2 separate regions of the Mus musculus genome follow, and region 1 is linked to region 2. Evidence: chromatin loops called from intact Hi-C (ENCODE). Cell type or tissue: heart. All regions are shown on one strand. Links, peaks and the distances in the headings refer to the core of each region. The heading gives the core; the rest is flanking DNA. Region 1 overlaps Cuedc1 (CUE domain containing 1). Region 2 overlaps Dynll2 (dynein light chain LC8-type 2).

The links. Hi-C counts contacts between places; a loop is a spot of excess contacts. Peaks named below come from ENCODE experiments on the same cell type or tissue, not always from the same donor. Only the 100,000 strongest peaks of a DNase experiment are listed, where the experiment ranks them.
Region 1: a loop joins it to region 2, with 4 times the contacts of the local background. A loop is called at or near these places in 41 of 42 quality-filtered maps.

Annotation. Positions count from the first base shown.
Region 1 is chr11:88,192,464-88,201,773 of GRCm38, forward strand. Cuedc1 (CUE domain containing 1) reads left to right here. Exons shown (of 11, transcript NM_198013.3): 11 at 134-1,677. It also overlaps a transcript of Mrps23 not described here. Among named protein-coding and RNA genes, the nearest start is that of Mrps23, 7.3 kb to the right of the region's middle. In heart, for the core only: CTCF peaks have their summits at 3,447 (motif pointing left) and 4,918 (motif pointing left); DNase peaks (open chromatin) are centred at 1,418, 1,752 and 4,858; H3K4me3 peaks cover 1,675 bases; H3K27ac peaks cover 3,621 bases; H3K27me3 peaks cover 1,956 bases.
Region 2 is chr11:87,971,251-87,980,560 of GRCm38, forward strand. Dynll2 (dynein light chain LC8-type 2) reads right to left here. Exons shown (of 3, transcript NM_026556.4): 3 at 8,275-9,310. Among named protein-coding and RNA genes, the nearest start is that of Dynll2, 12 kb to the right of the region's middle. In heart, for the core only: CTCF peaks have their summits at 2,842 (motif pointing right), 3,622 (motif pointing right) and 7,843 (motif pointing right); no DNase peak of the experiment used is centred there; H3K4me3 peaks cover 268 bases; H3K27ac peaks cover 384 bases; H3K27me3 peaks cover 476 bases.

The sequences.
Region 1 (9,310 bases), core at 587-8,586, 220 kb after region 2:
CAAGGCAGAGTTCCAGAATGATCTAGAACCTCCGGCAAGAGGAGGAGGAGCCTCATATTCTCCGGTGGCGGGGAAAGCCGGTGACGGAGGAGCTCCTTTGATGAAAAAACGTCTCATTCTCTCTACTCCCCAGGTGCCAGCAGCTTCACCTTGCCAGAGATGCTCTGACTGGGTGGGGGCAACCAGAGAGCAGCACCAGTGCCCTCCAGCTGCAGCCCAGACAGACGGTGCTCGCACACCAAGGCTCAGGCTTCTTCAGCCACACAGCCCAGCCCAGCCACTGCCGCTTTCCACAGACAGGACTTAGAACTTTCAGAGCTGCTTATGATTGGAGGAGGGGCCTGGAGCCTTCGAGACAGCAGCCAGCCAGCCACAAACCCCATTTGTAGTCTGGCTCCTCTATAGGGGATGAGCAGAAATGCAGGAAACCCCCCCCCCTTTCCAGAAAGAAAGAAAGAAAGAAAGAGAGGAAGAAGAAGGATCCCAAGGTTCCAGTTAGGAACTGACAAGATGACCCATGTGGAGATTCTTTGGGCCTGAAGAGAGTTCGGTTTCTTTCCTATCTCTCCTGACCTGCCACAGTGGGTCCGATCTATACCCTCCCCCAAGCCGCTGCGGCCTTCCCCCCCCCTCCCCCCCAAGGTCTCCTGCACCTCAGCCTTGTCGGGGACTGCTGACTCTTGGCTCCAACCCTGCACGGAACTCTGGACACTTCGGTCTTGTCGGGTCCAGTTTATAGGGCTGCTTCTATTAAGGGCTGGCTGTCACCTCCAGCAGCCTCCATTTGACCCAGCCGGGATGGGGAGAGTGACCCCGGAGCTGTCGGATTCTGTTTAGGCAGGGTCTTTAGTTAGGCTGAACACAGAAACAGGTTCTAAATTTACATCACAGTGGAGTACCCCAGGGGCTGGACCGGTCCTGCTGTTTTTTGTAAGAGGGGAAGGTGCTGGAGTTTAAGAGTTGGGGTGACCCCAAATGAAAAGGTGCAGACTGACGTGCAAGTTGCCGAAGTTGCCAGCCTCGGCAGAGCGGCAAGCACCTAGAACGAGAACTTGCCGGGTGCCTCAGGTGGAGAGACCAGAGGCGATTTAAGGAACCTGCACCAACCACTGCCACGGGACGGAGGCCGCACCCGTGTCCCGCTCGCCCCACGACCTGGGAACGCGCTGACCATTTAGAGAGATCTGGGAAGTCTGGACAGGTGCGGGGGTCCTGGTTGAGAATGGGATCCGATGCGTGGGTGGTGGGGGCTGCTAAGGACTGGCAGAAAATGGGAGCCTGGTGGGCATGGGACCGCAAACGCCTCAACTCCTGCGGGTCAGTCGAGCTTCCCCGGGCTCGGAAGAGAGGTGTACGCAGAGAGTGACCAAGTGGGGAAGCGTGCGCAGCCAGTCCGGGTGGGGGTGGGGACCACGTTGGCTCCGAGCCAGGCCCGTGAACCCTGGAGAGAAAGACAGCTCCCCACCTCCAGGAGCCCCGGGAGGCTAAACTGAGCTCCAGACGTGTCTGGGCCCTCCCTGCTCCAAGGCCGGGCGCCCTCGGGGAAGCCCTAGGTTTGTGTGTGTGTCACTTTGTTATTCTTTCCCTCCAGTGTGTGTTTTTTTTTTTGTTTTTTTCCTTGGAGCTGTTTCATAGGAATTCCGGTAATAAAGACTTGGTGTTCTCTTGGTGCTCTGATGTGGCCAGCGGCGTGGGCTGGACCCTCCCTCCTTTTGTTTCCGCAGGTGAGAGGATTTGGTTTTTGGAGTCTTGCCGAATCCTTGGGTCACCTGCCTCGCTTTTCCCATCCTCTCCCCCATCTGGTTGCCTCCCCGCCCCCCAAAACACACACCTCCGCTAACCTTCACTCAAGGTTGTTTTTAAGACCCAGAGAACTCAGTCGCCCTGCACACCACCATAGGTGGTGACACCTGCTGTCTGTGTGACCTGCTGGCTTTGTCTAGCAAGCCTCCTTCCTCTTTGCCGCTCAAAAAACCAAACCAAACCAAAACAAAAAGCCACTTGCTGATTGGCGAGAAAACAGGGTTAAGAAACCCAGCCCGTTGTGAAAGCGTCAATACCGTGCTTCCCCGCATTAAACACCAAAGCAGGGATTAATGGTGACTTGGGGGTGTCACCATTAGGTGTGCATCACAGAAGTGTGCACCTTGCACTTCAAAAGGAACGCAACGGCTTAGCTTCCTCAGTCCCCCAACTCAGCTGGACTCTTTCACCTTTACGTGGGCAGGGACAGGATGCTGGCGACTGAAGAAGGAAACGGGCAATTCTCAAGGTTAAATGTCTTCCTCATGTGGAGACTTGTGACTTTTAACAGCACACGTTTCTTGTTCTGGGCTCAGAGTCATCTCGACAAGGCTCTTTCCCTCAAGGAAAGGATTTCAAGCTAGGATATAAACAACTGTTCCTGTTGCCCTGCCCTCGGGGTCCTACCTTAACCCTAACAGATACAGTTAGGCTGGTATGGTGGCATTCCTAAGTCAGGTGGCATGCTATACATGCAAACTAAGATTCTCTTCCTACCTTAGGCCAGTTATTCATCAGTGTCCGAGAACTGTGCTGTACTGAAAGGAAGCTGTAGAGCTACCTGTGTGCTTGTAGAAATGCTTGCCTTCTAGGTTCTGGAGATCTGATGCTCACTTCTGACGACACACACACACACACACACACACACACACGATAATTTTTAAATAAAAATGTTTTTAAAAGAAATGTCCCGCCAGGCGTGGTGGCGCACGCCTTTAATCCCAGCACTTGGGAGGCAGAGGCAGGCAGATTTCTGAGTTCGAGGCCAGCCTGGTCTACAAAGTGAGTTTCAGGACAGCCAGGGCTAGACAGAGAAACCCTGTCTTGAAAAACCAAATAAAATAAAATAAAAATAAAAATCTATCAAAGTTACAACAGGAAGGCATTGTAACAAGCTCCGAAGATAACTCTAATCTATACTCAAGTCTGAAAACAAGTTCTGGGCCAGGAAGATGATGTCATAGGAAAAGCACTGGCATCAGCCAGCTGAGCTTGATCCCAGATCTCACTGTGGAAGGAGAGAACCACCTGAAATCCTCTGACCTCCGAGTACATGCATTGGCATGTGCACACGAGCATACACACAATTGTAATAAACAGAAACTCAAAAAGACAGCTCCCGGCCGGGCAGTGATGGCGCACGCCTTTAATCCCAGCACTTGGAAGGCAGAGGCAGATGGATTTCTGAGTTCGAGGCCAGCCTGGTCTACAGAGTGAGTTCCAGGACAGCTAGGGCTACACAGAGAAACCCTGTCTCGGAAACAAACAAACAAACAAACAAACTAAAAGACAGCTCCCCTGGGTCTGGAGAGATGGCTCAGCAGTTAAGAGCACTGGCTTCTTCCAGAGGTCCTGAGTTCAATTTCCAGCAACCACATGGTGGCTCACAACCATCTGTAAAGGGATCCGATGCCCTCTTCTGGTGTGTCTGAAGACAGCAACAGCTATAGTGTACTTACATACATAAAATAAAAATAAATCTTTAAAAAGAAAAAAGAAAAAGACAGCTCCCAAAGCACCAAAATTATGTTTTAATTCAAGTGTCTTATGAACATTGTAGCCAAAAACGTCCATAGGTCTGAGATTTGCACTTTAGAATGCATGCATCCTCTACATCATATTGTACTTGGTTTGCAATTTAGCCTGAGAATTTGATTGTAAAATCTCAGGTGATTCTAATTTACAGGAAAGTTCTTAGAGCCATGTGCCATTTTTCCTATTAGTATAAGAAAGTCTGAAGGTGATTGTAACTACACCATAGAATGAGCGGTCTGGGAAGAGACATTACCAGGTTAAAGAGTGTGAAGACCAGACCAAGAAGTGGAGACAGCCTGTTCCTGACCACAGCCATCAGCCCTTGGACATCATGTCATCTGCACATGTTAAGCTCCTGGTGATCACATGTGTGCTCCTGAGTGTCATAAGGTGACACTCAAAGATTTCTGTAAAAATTCTGTCTGGATTCCGAGCCTGCCAGTGCCCCTGGCCCTTCACACATTTTGGCATCCCTGGGCAATGGCCTCAACTTGCAAGAAAATCATGGGATCTGATAAGCAGTGTGTACAGAAGAACTGGTGTGGTTACATTGAGTCTCAACTTCTGTCCCCTCGTTGTCTTGAAGCACTGCTCAGGAGTGGGCCATAATGGTCAGAGAATTTGTCCTGAAGAACAAGGGGCAGGTAGGGTGTGAGGTGCAATGATGATAGCAGTTATTGGGGTTCACTGTCTGCTGGCCACTCTCCTGGGGGTGCCTTATGTGTTTTATTGTACCCAACCCAGCAATGAGAATACAAAATCATTGTTACTCCCATTTTTTACGCACCAGGAAATGGAGGTGCAGGGAGGTCCAGAGATGAAGTTGTGCCTCTTATGTGATCTCCATCCTTAGTAAGTATCCCTGGATTTGAACCCAAGCAGGAGAATTTCAGAGTTGATACCTCAGTGCTAAGCTACCTGCTGGCAGACAAGAGGAGGACAGGTGACAAGATCCAGGATCCCCACCTGGATACCATGTGTGACGAACAGAAAGGGTCTTCCTGCCCAAAACCACTTCCCAGAATATCTGTGACCCAGCAAAGTGTCCGGAACTCCCCCACTAGCATTTTTTTTATCTGGGTTTCCAAACAATCTCTTAAGCATATCCAGCAAGCTGCAAGCCTGCTATTGAGAGAGAAGCACACAGACTCCTTCTGCCCATTATCACAGCATAGATTCATTTGTTGGATTAGTGATCTGGGCCAGCTAGGAGAATGCTGGAAATTTCTGGCGAGTGTGTGTGTGTGTGTGTGTGTGTGTGTGTGTGTGTGTGTGTGTGTGTGTGTAAGAAAAGGGTCTGTGGAATCCTACTGCCACCAGGTGGTCATTTTGCAGAAGTGGATGTCACTGACCACAGAAAAGTAGAACATTTTTTTTTTTGGCAAGAGGCCAAGAGTTCATCTTTGGCTTCAAGCCATACAGACAGAAGATTGTTCATATAGCCATATTTGGTGGAAATTGCGAAACAAAGATGTTTTTAAATGTCAAATGTCACTGAAGTTATGTAAGCTTCAGGATCCATAAGGCAAGCCCTACCCTACCTGGGGGCAGGGGCACAGTCAACCTATGGTTGTCAATTCTAGATTTGTTGTTGTTTCAGAGAGGATCTCACTGTGTATGCCCGGCTGTTCTGGAAGTTGCTTTGTAGACCAGGCTGGCCCCAGACTCAGAGATCTGTCTGCTCCTGCCTCCAAGGTGCTGGGATTAAAGAGTGTGCCAAGCCCTCGGGTTCATTAATTAAACGGGGAACATCATGTCAAGAGGATTCTTCCAGGAACTCTAGAGTGAGCAGTTGTGAAGCTAGCTTGAACTCTACAGAAGCCTGCCATGCTGTGACCTTGTCATTCAAAGGGTGGCCTGGATGCAAAACTCCCAACGCTAGAACCAAGAAAGTCCATTCCAACTTACACTGTAAGCTTGAGAAAGCTGATTACCCTACTTGCAGACTAGCAGACTGGCTGCCAACCCAGAAGCTTGTTAGACATGCAGTTCAAGGGCTGGAGAGATGGCTCAGAGGTTGGGAGCACTGACTGCTGTTTGTCTAGAGGTCTTGAGTTCAATTCCCAGCAACCACATGGTGGCTCACAGCCATCTGTAACAGAGTCCAATGCAGTCTTCCAGTGTGTCTGGGGACAGTTATGGTGTTACTCGTGTACATTAAATAAATAACTATTTAAAGAAAGAAGAGAAGAGAAGAGAAGAGAAGAGAAGAGAAGAGAAGAGAAGAGAAGAGAAGAGAAGAGAAGAGAAGAGAAGAGAAGAGCAGTTCAAGCCCCCAGTCCAGGCCAACCTAAACAGAATCTGCCTTCTCAAATTCCCTAGGAGCTTCCCCCAGATTTACAGGCCCAGAAATACCTGCCAAGAAAGCCGTCAAAATGTGTCTAATTAGCATAAACTCCAATGGAATGTGGCTCAGGCTCAGCCACTCCTCTTTCCTTGGTGATGGAGAGGAGACAAAGTCACATAGACCTCCAGGGCAGTTATGGGCACAAAGTGTCGCTCTCTCCTTTGTCTGTGCTGGAGTCTTCCTCGGGGCAATCGCTGGTGAGTGGAGGGTGACTGTGAATGTCTTGTGAATTGTTAGCTGTGATTTCACTCTGCTCCTAAGGGTGGAGTCCTCAGAAATCATCATTAGCTATGTTCACTGCACAAATGCTTTGCAGCGTTAACGCATTGACTCTTCACGACAAGGCTCTTCCAACTCCTGCCCCTGAGAGAGGGTCTCACTATATAGTCCAGATGGTTCTGAACTTGAGATCCTCCTGCCTCCACCTCCCAAGTGCTGAGGTTCCAAACAGGCACAAACACTCATAGAAAACAGGCTTCTGTTAGGTGCTATGGTTATCTCCGTTTTACAGAAACCAAAGCAGAAGCCCCAGAGGACTATAAAAAGTATTTATTCATTGCTGAGGCAGTGGGCAGCCACAGGTAAAAGTGAAGGACACACTCAATGCATGGTGGGGTAGGAAAATGCCTCCACATAGACTGTGTTTTGGCAAGGCCTCAAAGGGCTCAGGTGGCCATGCAAGATGTGTGCAGGCAGGCAGGCAGGCAGGCAGGCAGGCATAAGTGGCCTGTGGTCACTACACCCTCATTTGTCCTGACTTGGCTTTATTTATCCATGCTGTTCACTAGAAAACTCACTAAGAACCAGTGGTAAGCCCTGCCCCGAAAGAGGCCCAGGGAGATAGACTCAGACAAGTAAACAGACAGAATTGAGAGGGAAAGACTATGTTGGAGCACTAACAGCATGTGGCTGGGTATGGTGGGGACTGCAGACATGGGCACCCTAGAGGGCATGCTTAGCTAGAAAGAAAGCCAGGGACTCCACAGCCTGGAGAAGAGCAAGGGGACCACACCCTCCCTTCCCTGCCTTGTGCCCTCCTCACCTTAGTAGAGGGGTGTGTGTGTGTGTGTGTGTGTGTGTGTGTGTGTGTGTGTGTGTGTGTTTTAAGACAGGGTCTCTTTCTGCAGTCCAAGCCAAGCTGGCTTGGAACACATTATGTAGTCCAGGTTGTGCAACCCTATAATTCTTATACTGTGTATGAATACATACTATTTCTTTCCTCCCATTTAAAGCAATTGCTAGAGCCAAGGAGATGGCTCAGCAGGTAAGGGCACTTGATGCCAAGCTGGGGCACGTGAATTCAACCTTGGCCTCTACACAGAGAAAGCAGAGAACCAAGGCCCATGGGTTGTCTTCTGGAGGGTACCCCTTTCATAATTTTCTATTATTTAAATGAAGCAATCGCCTGATTACCATGAACCAAGCTCTCCAGCACACAAGGCTAGGAGTTCTCATGATTTTAACAAGAGGCTGGCATTTCCAGTGTTCTCTTTGTCTGACAAATTCCCATGCACTCCTTAAGCAGGGGTGCTATTTACACAGACATTGGCAGAATATATGGAAGCCACGTGGGGGTGGGTATGTAGACTGGATGCCAAGAGCACAGGTCAATGAGCTGAACCTGGTCTGAGAGATAGCTGTGCAGAGTGGCTCAGGGTAAGCTATGTGACCTTCCGTTCTCAGAGTGTGCAGGGATGGAGTAGGGGATGGGTCAACGCTCACCTCCACACTCCTTCCTTCCACTCCCTGCCTGTGCCTCCAACTTCAGAATCAACTAGAATCTAGCTGGGAGCAGAGAGCGAGGGGCTGGTGGGTGCAAACCACACACAGAAATTTGGTCTCCAAGTTCCTTTGTCACTGGGGATGGCCTTCAGTTTCTGAGTCTCTCAGTTCTGCCTCTGGAGACCTGGGGTGACTGTCCCACGTCATCATGTCCTGTTCTATTTGATGCTGTACTTTGTGGGGACTACACAAGCACTCTACCAACAGAACTGCACTTCTAGATGCAGCCCATCTCGATAAACCACCACCACCACAATTGGCACAGTGGCACACGCCTTTAATGCCAGCACTGGGGAGGCAGATGCAGGTAGATCTCTGTAGTTCCAGGCCAGCCAGGCTACTTAGTGAGGCATCTATAAACAAAGAGCAGCAGCAACAACAGCAAAAACAAGCAAGGGGTGGAAGAGATGGTTCATTAGAACACCTAGTCAGGTGAGAGCTTGTGTTTAAGTGCTAAGTGGAAAGAATGGATCACTTTTCAAGGGGGGAAAAAAAAACCTAACAATTTCAGGTCTTGTACAGGTTTGCAATTCAGGCTACTTTGGAGGCTAAGCTAGAAGGATCACAAGTGCAAGGCCAGCCTGAGAAACTTAGTGAGATCTTGTCTAAGTAAAACATGAGAAGAGGAGTAGGGGCAGGGGTAGGTAGGACTTAGCAGAAGAGTACTTGCAAGTAAGGTGCTAAGCTCACCCCCATCTTCCATAAGGCCACCTGTGAGATGCCATCAGCTGCACTCCCAGATGACCTCACAACAGTGACACTATAACCACCATGGGACAGTTGCTGGCCAGCACTTACTGTGTACCTTAGCCTAGTCTAGAAGACAGAGAGCCTCCGCTCTGCTCTTTCTGGTCTCAGCTACCCAACAACTTCATCTTGGGTTATGAGTGAACACATCTTGGGTGTGAACTTCTGATCAGCCAGGTCCCCACATCCCTGAGTCCTTCTCTCTGCCCACCAATATTCTTTTCTTTCTGTTACAGGAAGGATTAAACATGGCAAGGGAAATTTCAAAAACTCCAAGATAATTTAGAGACCCCTGCCAAACACACACTTGTGATTTCTTCTGAATTGGAAAGTTTCGTCTTTGACTTTCCTCCATGAACTTGGAATAAGCCTTTCCAATGCTTTCCCATCATAGGCCGTGCTAGGCAGGCCTTGGAGGGAGAAGGGAAGTGTGATTCTAGGCAAGGCCAGCAGATAGTTCTGACATGGACAGAATTAGAAAGTTGATGAGGGCTGGGAAGGTTATATTTAGCTAGGAGCATGTTTACTCCCCAGAGCTGACTACCCTAGATCTCAGGAACTGGGACCTTGAGCCTTCATAGCTGACCTAGAGGTCAGAGTCTCTTTTCTTTCTTCCTTTTTAGATTACATATATATAGTTCTGGTTTATAGGTAGTGGACTTGAAGACATGCATGCGTGCGTGTGTGTGTGTGTGTGTGTGTGTGTGTGTGTGTGTGTGTGTGTGTGTACTTTCCCGACAGGGTTTCTTTGTGTATTTCTGGCTATTGGGAACTTGTCTGTAAACCAAGCTGGCCTCAAACTCAGGATCCACCTGCTTCTGCCTCCCAAGTGCTGGGATTACAGGTGTGCACCACCACCACCTGGATGAATTATTT
Region 2 (9,310 bases), core at 473-8,472:
CCCCAATCCTGTGAAAACCCAGAAGACTCTATTACAAGCTTCAGATGTTAGTCACTGGAACTACAAGACTTGATGTTTTCCCTGCTGGGTTTCCATTTTGCCTTGGGGTACTGTTCATTTGCTATGCACCTGGCCTTCCATTCTGGAATAAAAAAGTTTATAGCCAGGCAGTGGTGGCACACGTCTTTAATACCAGTACTTGGGAGGTAGAGGCAGATGGATTTCTGAGTTCGAGGCCAGCCTGGTCCACAGAGTGAGTTCCAGGACAGCCAGGACTACACAGAAAAACCCTGTCTTGAAAAAAAAAAAACAAAAACAAAAAGAAAAAAGAAAGAAAAGAAAAAGAAAGTTTGTATGTTCCATTGTATGTTGAAAGTATAAAGCTTGGGGGAGGGGAGGGCTACAGAGATAGCTCGGCAGTTAAGAGCACTGGCTGCTCTTCCAGAGGACCCTGGTTCAATTCCCAGCACCCACACAGCACCTCACAGCTGTCTGTGACTCCAGTTCCAGGGGATCTGATGCCCTCACACAGACATACGTGCAGGCAAAACACCAGTGCACATAAAATTAACAATAAAGAAAGAAAGCATACAACTTGCTTAATTTAATTTGGGCTCAAAGTTGAGAGTTTGGACTTTTAAAACACTGGAATTTTTAAAGACTGTTGAGTGCTGGCTAGTTTTATGTCAACTTGACACAAGCTAGAGTCATTTGAGAAGAGGGAGCTTCAATTAAGAAATTCCTTCCATAAGAAGGGGCTGTAAAGCAAGCCTGTAGAAAATCTTCTTTCTTTCTTTCTTTCTTTCTTTCTTTCTTTCTTTCTTTCTTTCTTTCTTTCTTTCTTTCTTTCTTTCTTTCTTTCTTTGAGTTATTTATTTATTATATGTAAGTACACTGTAACTGTCTTCAGACACTCCAGAAGAGGGAGTCAGATCTTGTTACAGATGGTTGTGAGCCACAGTGTGGTTGCTGGAATTTGAACTCAGGACCTTTGGAAGAGCAGTCAGTGCTCTTAACCACTGAGCCATCTCTCCAGTCCAGGACATTTTTTTTTTTGGTTTTTTTTTCGAGACAGGGTTTCTCTGTATAGCCCTGGCTGTCCTGGAGCTCACTTTGTAGACCAGGCTGGCCTCGAACTCCGAAATCCGCCTGCCTCTGCCTCCCGAGTGCTGGGATTAAAGGCGTGCGCCACCACACAATGGCAAGGACATTTTCTTATAGTGATTGATGGGAGAGGGCACAGCCCATTATGGGTGGAGCCATCCCTGGGCAGATGGTCCTGGATTCTATAAGAAAGCAGGCTGGTCGGGCAGTGATGGCTCAGGCCTTTAATCCCAGCACTTGGGAGGCAGAGGCAGGTGGATTTCTGAATTTGAAGCCAGCCTGGTCTATAGAGTGAGTTCCAGGACAGCCAGGGCTAAAAAAAAAAAAAAGAAAAGAAAAGGAAAGGAAAGGAAAGGAAAGGAAAGGAAAGGAAAGGAAAGGAAAGAGAAAGAAAAGAAAAAGAAGAGAAAAGAAAAGAAAAGAAAAGAAAAGAAAAGAAAAGAAAAGAAAAGAAAAGAAAAGAAAAGAAAAGAAAAGAAAAGAAAAGAAAAGAAAAGAAAAGAAAGGCTGGTTGAGCCATGAGGAGCCCTGGCTGGTCTGGAACTTGCTTATGTAGACCTGCCTGGCCTCAGCTTTCAGAGATCCAGCTTCCTCTAACCTCCCACTCAGCTTTCAGAGATCCAGCTTCCTCTAACCTCCCATAGGCTGGGATCAAAGGTGAGATGTACACCACACCCTTCGGATGAGGTTTCACAGGCAGATAGGCACAGGTTGTCACCTGGGTTGTTTTGATTAGCTTGGCCCGTGGGTGCATGGGTAAGGAGCTGTCTTGACTACGTTAGGGTGAGAAGAACTCAGTATGGAGAGCACCATTCCCTGGGTTCGAGTCCTGGGTTGTCCTGGGTTGTACCGGGTTGTACCGGAGGAGGGGCTAAGCACAAGCAAACGTGCATTCATTTCTTCCCCCTCTACTCTTGACTGTGCCTCTGACTCGGCTGCTTCAAGTCTCTGCTTTGACCTTGCTATGATAGCCAAATAAACCCTTGCTCTCCTGAAGTTGCTTTCGTTCCAGTAATTTACCATAGCAACTGTCAAGTTGGCAGAATCCGAAATAACCTAGAAGACAAAGCCTTCACGGGGTCACTGAGGTGGGGAGACCCACCTTACCTGTGGGTAACACCATTCCAAGGTTCATCTCTGCCTGACTGAGGGCAATGTGACTGGCTGCCTCACACTCCTGGGACTCCAAGCTGAAGCAAACCCTTCCCTTTTTTTTTTAAAGATTTATTTATTTATTATATGTAAGTACACGTAGCTGTCTTCAGACACACCAGAAGAGGGCATCAGATCTTGTTACGGATGGTTGTGAGCCACCGTGTGGTTGCTGGGACTTGAACTCCGGACCTTTGGAAGAGCAGTCGGGTGCTCTTACCCACTGAGCCATCTCACCAGCCCAGCAAACCCTTCCTTAAGAGCCTTTGTCACAGAAACAAGTAACCAATACAGTTAAAACGGGGAGGGGGGCGGGGGAAGCATAAGTTCAGGGCTTCATTTCCCAGTACAAACTGCGGGGTGACCATGTCTGCCCTGAGAAAGGACCTACCTGCTCCACACATTTCTGGGCATCTAACAGACAGCTTTTGAGGTAGCAAATGCCTTTCCCAGCACCTGCTTATAAAAACCAGAAGCCATTTGCTCCCCTCCCCCCCCCACCCCCACCTCACCCACTCTCCCCAACCCCCGTCAGCACAAGCGCTCTCCCAGTTTATCATCTAGTTCTTGAGACCTTGTCTTTCCCTTCCACCAGATGTCACTGCATGGTGGCATTATATGGGTAGGACCTAGTAGTGAGCACAGAGTAGCATTAGTAAGATATTTGTATTTCATGGGACAAGGGAATCCACCTGATAATGTCAGACTTTTTGTGGAATTTCTGGGGTTCAGTAGCCTGAGTCAAGATTTCTCTTCCAAAGTAAACAATACATTCTTGCATTGGGCCCTTTGTATAGCTGGGAGGTTGGCAGGGAGGGAAGAAAAAGAAAAACCTTAAGGACACAGTGGACCTCTTTGGACTTTGGAGGCCAGATCTTGGTCACTTTTGGCCGGGGGATTGCAGCCCAGAGGCAGACTGCTTGCCTATTGTGAGACCCTGGGTTCCATCCAGCATCAAAAAAAAAAAAAAAAAAAAAAAAAAAAAAAAAGTCCACCACTCGTGAGCGACTTGCTGAGTGCGCCATTCACACCCCAAGGGTCCCCACCACTGCTGGATTTGAGACCATCCCAAGAGAGGCTTCTCTGTCAGGTCTGGGCTGCAGTCCAGGTGCTGTCACTACCCAGGCTACCTGATCCAGGTGTTTGCCTTGCTGGGGACAGAGAAGCTGAGCCCTGAGGCTCCACTCAACAAGGCTTTGTGCGTACCCCCTTTTGTCTTGTGTATATATGCCATAACACTCACTTGCCTCCCTCTTCTCCCCTACCGTTTCATGTGTTCATAACAGCTAACTACATCACACCCGATGAAGTTTGCAGATGGAACAAAAAAGCAGTTCCCAGGGGCTCTGACTCATCTCCAGTTGTCCACAGGGTGGCAGTGCTCTGACAGGCAGAAGCGCGGCTGTTTGCCTCAATAGAGATTGGGTTTAAGGAGCTGTGTGCGGGACCAAGTAGGAAAGACAAAATTGCAGTTTGCTGGGAAGAGGCTCTGTGGCCTCAGCTAACACTATGTGAATGCGATTGTCCTGGATGATGGGGATCCCCGAAGAGATCTGACCTGTGGAGCTCCAGCCTGAGGCTCCCAGCCAGTCTGTCCTCACAGCCTGCTCTACAGGCTTCAGCCTTGCCTAGCCAGCCCCCACATAGACATAAGGCAATTCCTTGCAAGGGACTTAGCTAGATAGGCAACTAGTGGACAAGACAACCTACTAGGGTGACTGGCTGTTTCTAGAGTAGAAGTGACTTTGATATAAATCATCAGAGAAGATCTTGCTTCCTTGGAGGGCCAAAGGTTGGCTTTCACCAAAATAAGACAGGCATGGCCAGTCCCAGGAACTCAAAGGGTTGCTTTGATAGAAGAGTTAAACCATGACTCAGTGTTTACTGCGTTCATGTTCAACATGTAGCATTGTACCAGAGCATTACACAGCCACTTCTTTCGGTTTTTGTGACCTTCATATCATGTACCCCAATTCCACTCCTCTCTCCCCCTCTTCCCCTCCACCCCTGCAACCTCCCCATCAACAAAGAAAAGTTATCTCATTGTGGAAGCTGTAGTGTGGCACAGTGGCCCACAGTATACCCTTTGTCCACACTTCTCTGCTTGCATATGTTCATGGCAATGACTTGGTCTGGTCCAAGGCACCTGGATTCTGATACACTATCAATACTAGAACAGCACTGAGACTCTTCTCAAAGATCCTGTTGTTGCCCTGTGTCATGGAGATCCTGTAGTTTTGGATGTGTAGGACCAGCCCCTTCATGCACTCCAGCAGTTCATGGATGGGGTAGATGTTGGTTGGGCTGAGCCAATTCAAAGCCCTAGATCTGGATCTGAGAGGGATCTTAGCTGGTCAGCCAGTCAGCTCTCCTGCTTTCATGCCCTTGAAGGCAGCTCATCAGTGACCCACACACAGACACACAGACACACAGACACACACACAGACACACACACACATCCAGGGCCAGATTTATTGAGCTGTCCAGGTGAGGTGCATGGCTGGTTCTCCTGAGTGCTGCAGCTGGTAAGGGGCAGGGCCAGCTCTCCTGCCTGCCGTTGGTGGCAAGGGTCAAGGGCTTGCCCATGTCACTGCACATATACAGCCACTTTTGATGATGGCCAGTACCAGCTTCTAACTGGTTAGAAATACCACCATTCCTAACACCAATGCACTACAGAGGGGAACCTACTGGCTGCCGAAGAGGGAGAAGTCACCTTCCGTAGTAGTTCTGGAATACTGAGTCCTGTGAAAGCAGCTGGATTGGAGGTTGGCCAGGTATGGTCCAGGCAAATCTGGACCCCATCTGCACGAAGGCTTACTGGAAGAGTGATGTTCACTTATTTACAGACTATCACCACTTTCTGCTACAATGGCAGTTCAGTAGATGTGGCAACCTCAAGATACCCACACAAAAACATGAATAATGTTCATAGCAGCAGTTTTCAATAGCAAAAACAAACAAAAAATAAAAACAAAAACAAAAAAAAATCCTTTAACGGTGAGCAGAATGTATTAAGTCTGCTTAGTGGAGCGGTACTTTTCCAGAAAGGTACGCCATTGGCATATCATGAAAACACACTAAGAAGCTAGACTCAAAAGCTAGATATTGCAGGAATCTATTTATGTGAAATGTGACTGGGCAAATTCTGAGACACAAAGCATTAGTGGGCTGGGGAGATGGCTCGGTTGGTAAAGTGCTGCCACACTAGCATGAGGACCTGAGCTCAATTCCCCAGGATCCACATTCTAAAACCCAGGTGAAGGAGCTGGAGAGTAAGCTCTGCACTTAAGAACACTGGTGCTCTTCCAGAGGACTTGGGTTCAACTCCAAGACCTATTTGGTCACAACTGTCTGTGACTCCAGTTCCAGGGGATCCAATATGTATGTACTAAAGGCACAATACATACATATATTATGCAGACATGCATATCTCCAAAGCATCCATATTTATAACTTTTTAAAAATTTTAATGAATTAGGAAAAAAAAAACAAAAAACAAAAGATGCAGTGGGAAAGCCAGGTGGTGGTGGTGCACGCCTTTAATCCCAGCACTCGGGAGGCAGAGGCAGGCGGATTTCCGAGTTCAAGGTCAGCCTGGTCTACAGAGTGAGTTCCAGGACAGCCAGGGCTACACAGAGAAACCCAGTCTCAAAAAAAAAAAAAAAAAAAAAAGCAATGGGACATGGCAGAGGGGAGGCGGGGATAGGCAGCAACTCGCTAATCACCCAGTCCAACCAAGTCAGCAAACTCCAGGCTTTGTGAGATGGTCTGAGTTAAGAAGTGATGGAGGCACCCGGTGTCAGCCTCTATGAGCCACATTTGGGCACATGCATGTGATTAGTGTTTTCTAGAGGCTGAAAAGGCAACGGGAATTGACTGCAAATAGCTACAGGGTTTCCCTCAAGGGGGACATAAACGTTGCTGTTTGCACAAACGTGTACCTGAGATACACTAAAACCCTGAGCTGTGCACCAGCAGAGTTCAGTGTGCATCCCACTTGTCCTAGCATCCTTGTGACTTCAGGTCTGTTTCTGTTCGTGGGCCTTTTCTGTGTGTGTACACAAATGTATGGGGAAGGAAAGGGCTGGTGTAACGTGTGTGAGAACGAACTCGAGTTCCCTCAGAATCCTGCCTCTTCTGACTTTATTAGGCAGATTATCTTCAGTTATCTTTCCAATTCAAAGCATTTTGATAGAAGCCACTGGACCCTCAGAGCCACACTGCAGAAGAGGCATATTCTTCATGCACAGATGGTTCAGAAAAGCCAAACAACTTGCCCAGATGCAGTGGGCAGGGGCTGGTGCCTTTTACACATTCTCCCCACAGCACTGTTTCTGAATGTTGGGCCTCTCTAAAAAGCCCAAAACTCAGATAGGCAGGTGTCACAAGCAGGAACCGGGCAATACCAGTCCTCTTCAGCCTCACAGGCCTATCAACACAGCAGTCATCCAATGATGTGTGTATTGGTGTGGACACTAAGTTCACACCCATCAGACACAGGCACACCTAACCTTCAGTGAAGAGGATGTCTTTAATTCAGGGGAGACCTAAGAGATCAGAATTAGGGGCGTGGCCTCTCTCCCCTAAGACAGAGGCCTTACAAAGAGGGCAGCTCAACCCTTGGAGAGGGATAGCTGTGGGAAACACCTTATCCTTCCTGCCCTTGGTCAAGCAGAGAAACTGAAGCCCACCAGTGAAGTTAGCGTTCATTACCCAATGTAGGGCTAGGTCTAAACCTTAAGATGTACCAGTGAGAACCGCACCATTCCTGCTTCAAGCTGGAGCTTTAGCAGTGCTAACAGCTGAGCGGGTTTAGGACAATTCGGCTTGTTCATCCCCAAATCATTTGACTAATGACTGCTCTTAAGGGAGAAATCAAGCAATGTGAAAGCAATGTTCTAAAAATGAAATGCACCTTCTTTCTTTCTCAGAGCTGGCAAGCAAGATGGCCTACACCTTGCTATCTATCATCCCCACGAGTCTCCCAAAAGGCCAGGTGACCCCCATCAAGGCGGCTGCCTAGACTGGCGGATGCTGCTTCCATCTGGCCAGGAAATATTTTTCTAGCGCTTGCTGCAGATGGGCACAGCTAGGCTTCAAGATAAAAGCAGTGGGGAACGTGGGCAGAAGTAAGCGAGGCAAGTTGGCATAACTATGCAGAATGAAAGGGGTCAAGGCAGTCGTGGAGGGAAGACGCACCACTCTGCATGATGTCCAGGTGTCTGGTATTTGAGCAAAGGCTACAATAGCTACTGTACCTTGGGCCTAGGGTAGAGGTCACTAGCAGGGACAGGGAGACTGCCAGCCACACTATGGACACCTCCTATCCACTGTTACATTGCTAGTCTCTACTGGTTACCCCACTCTCATTCCCAGTGCTCTTGTTCTCAGGGGGGAAGGGAGTACAGGGGGGACTGACACCCCCAATACCCTTCTCAAAGGACTAGAGAAGGCCCCATGACTGAAACACAGTCATCCCACCCGGCCACAGCTTTGAGTGCCCGTTTCTTCTGCGAGAATTTCAGTTCCCGTCTTTCTTCCACAGTCCTATGACCCTGTTTATCATTCCCTTCCAGGGCTCTCCACAAGGTGGCCTCCAGGAAGTCCTAAAGAGTAAGACTAGACTGGACTGTTCAGAAATGTGTTGTTCCAGGAGACATATGGAGCAGAAATAGCTAACTTTGGTCCTTCAGTCCCCCTCATTTCTGCTAAAACTTGAACTGAGCCTTTGTCCTGAAACACCCAAGACTCCAGCTCTCTCAATCACTAACCAGCAAAGGCAGCAGCAAGGCAGGCTCTGCAGTCCCTTAATTAATCCTTTGGTACCTCACAGTTCCACAGTCTTCCCCAAAAGACTCACCCACCCAATTTCATACCTGAAGCCCCACCTACCTCCTATACTCATTGAAAGCACAGCTCTACCTCACCCTATGAAACACAGACCTAGCCCACCCACCGGTGGCACTAACAGCATCAGGCCCACCCACCCATCGCCCCCAAAGAAACCCCAACAGCTCAGAAGTGCATCAATCGACCTTTAATGTCCAAAAGAGGCGTGGATGCAGAGCATAGATGTGGCAGGGTCTCAGTCACTGCACCAGAAATGAGAGATGAACAAAAACGAGACACTTCCAACTGGCCAGAGTCTGGGAGGGCAGGGAAACACAGATCTGGACATTCATAAGAAAAATAAAACCTAAAATCAAACATTCAATCCTGTACCCAATAACGGTTTGAACAGGGAACTCAGTCCCCACCAGTTCCCACCCTCCCCTGCCAGCACTGAAGAAAAACAAAAGCTCAACACACAGGAAGGGCTTAGGAGGAAGGGGCATTCTCCTGCCTCCCCCCGACCCCCAAGAATGGGCTGGGGAAAAAAAAATAGCTAGATTTCCCCACCCCTTACAGTGTCAACCCTATGCGAGTTCTGAATGTGATTCATAAGAATCAGCAGCTCAATTGGCAATGACAACCCCCACCCACCCCAATCATGTCACCGACAGACAAGGTTTCCCTTGCACTCTTCTCTGGAATCTCCTCCCAGTCAGCCTTCTCCACCTCCTGCCTCCCAGAGGTCATTGCTATACTTCAGACCTGTTCCAGGAGCCCTCCACCCCACTTCCATTCTCCACCTCCTGCCTCCCAGAGGTCATTGCTATACTTCAGACCTGTTCCAAGGAGCCCTCCACCCCATCACTTCCATTCTCACTTCCCACTAGAGACCAGTCACCTGGTCCCAGATCCAACTCCAGGAAAGATGTTAGTATGGCCATCCTGTTCTGGGTGACCTTCCAAAACCTTTCCCAGGGAACAGACAGCCACAAGGCAAAGCAGTGTCCAAGCAAGATGAACTAAGGGGAGGGGGATGGTTTGATACCAACCTGTTCTCACCCTCACAACAGGGAACATAAAAGCCCACTTAGAACTAACTGCCCTCTACTTCCCATACACCCTAGAGATTCCACTTATCCTGCCCCTTCCCACCCTTCTACCCCAAACCCACCCCCACACACGCACACAGACAAACACAAACGTACACAAAGAAGAACTG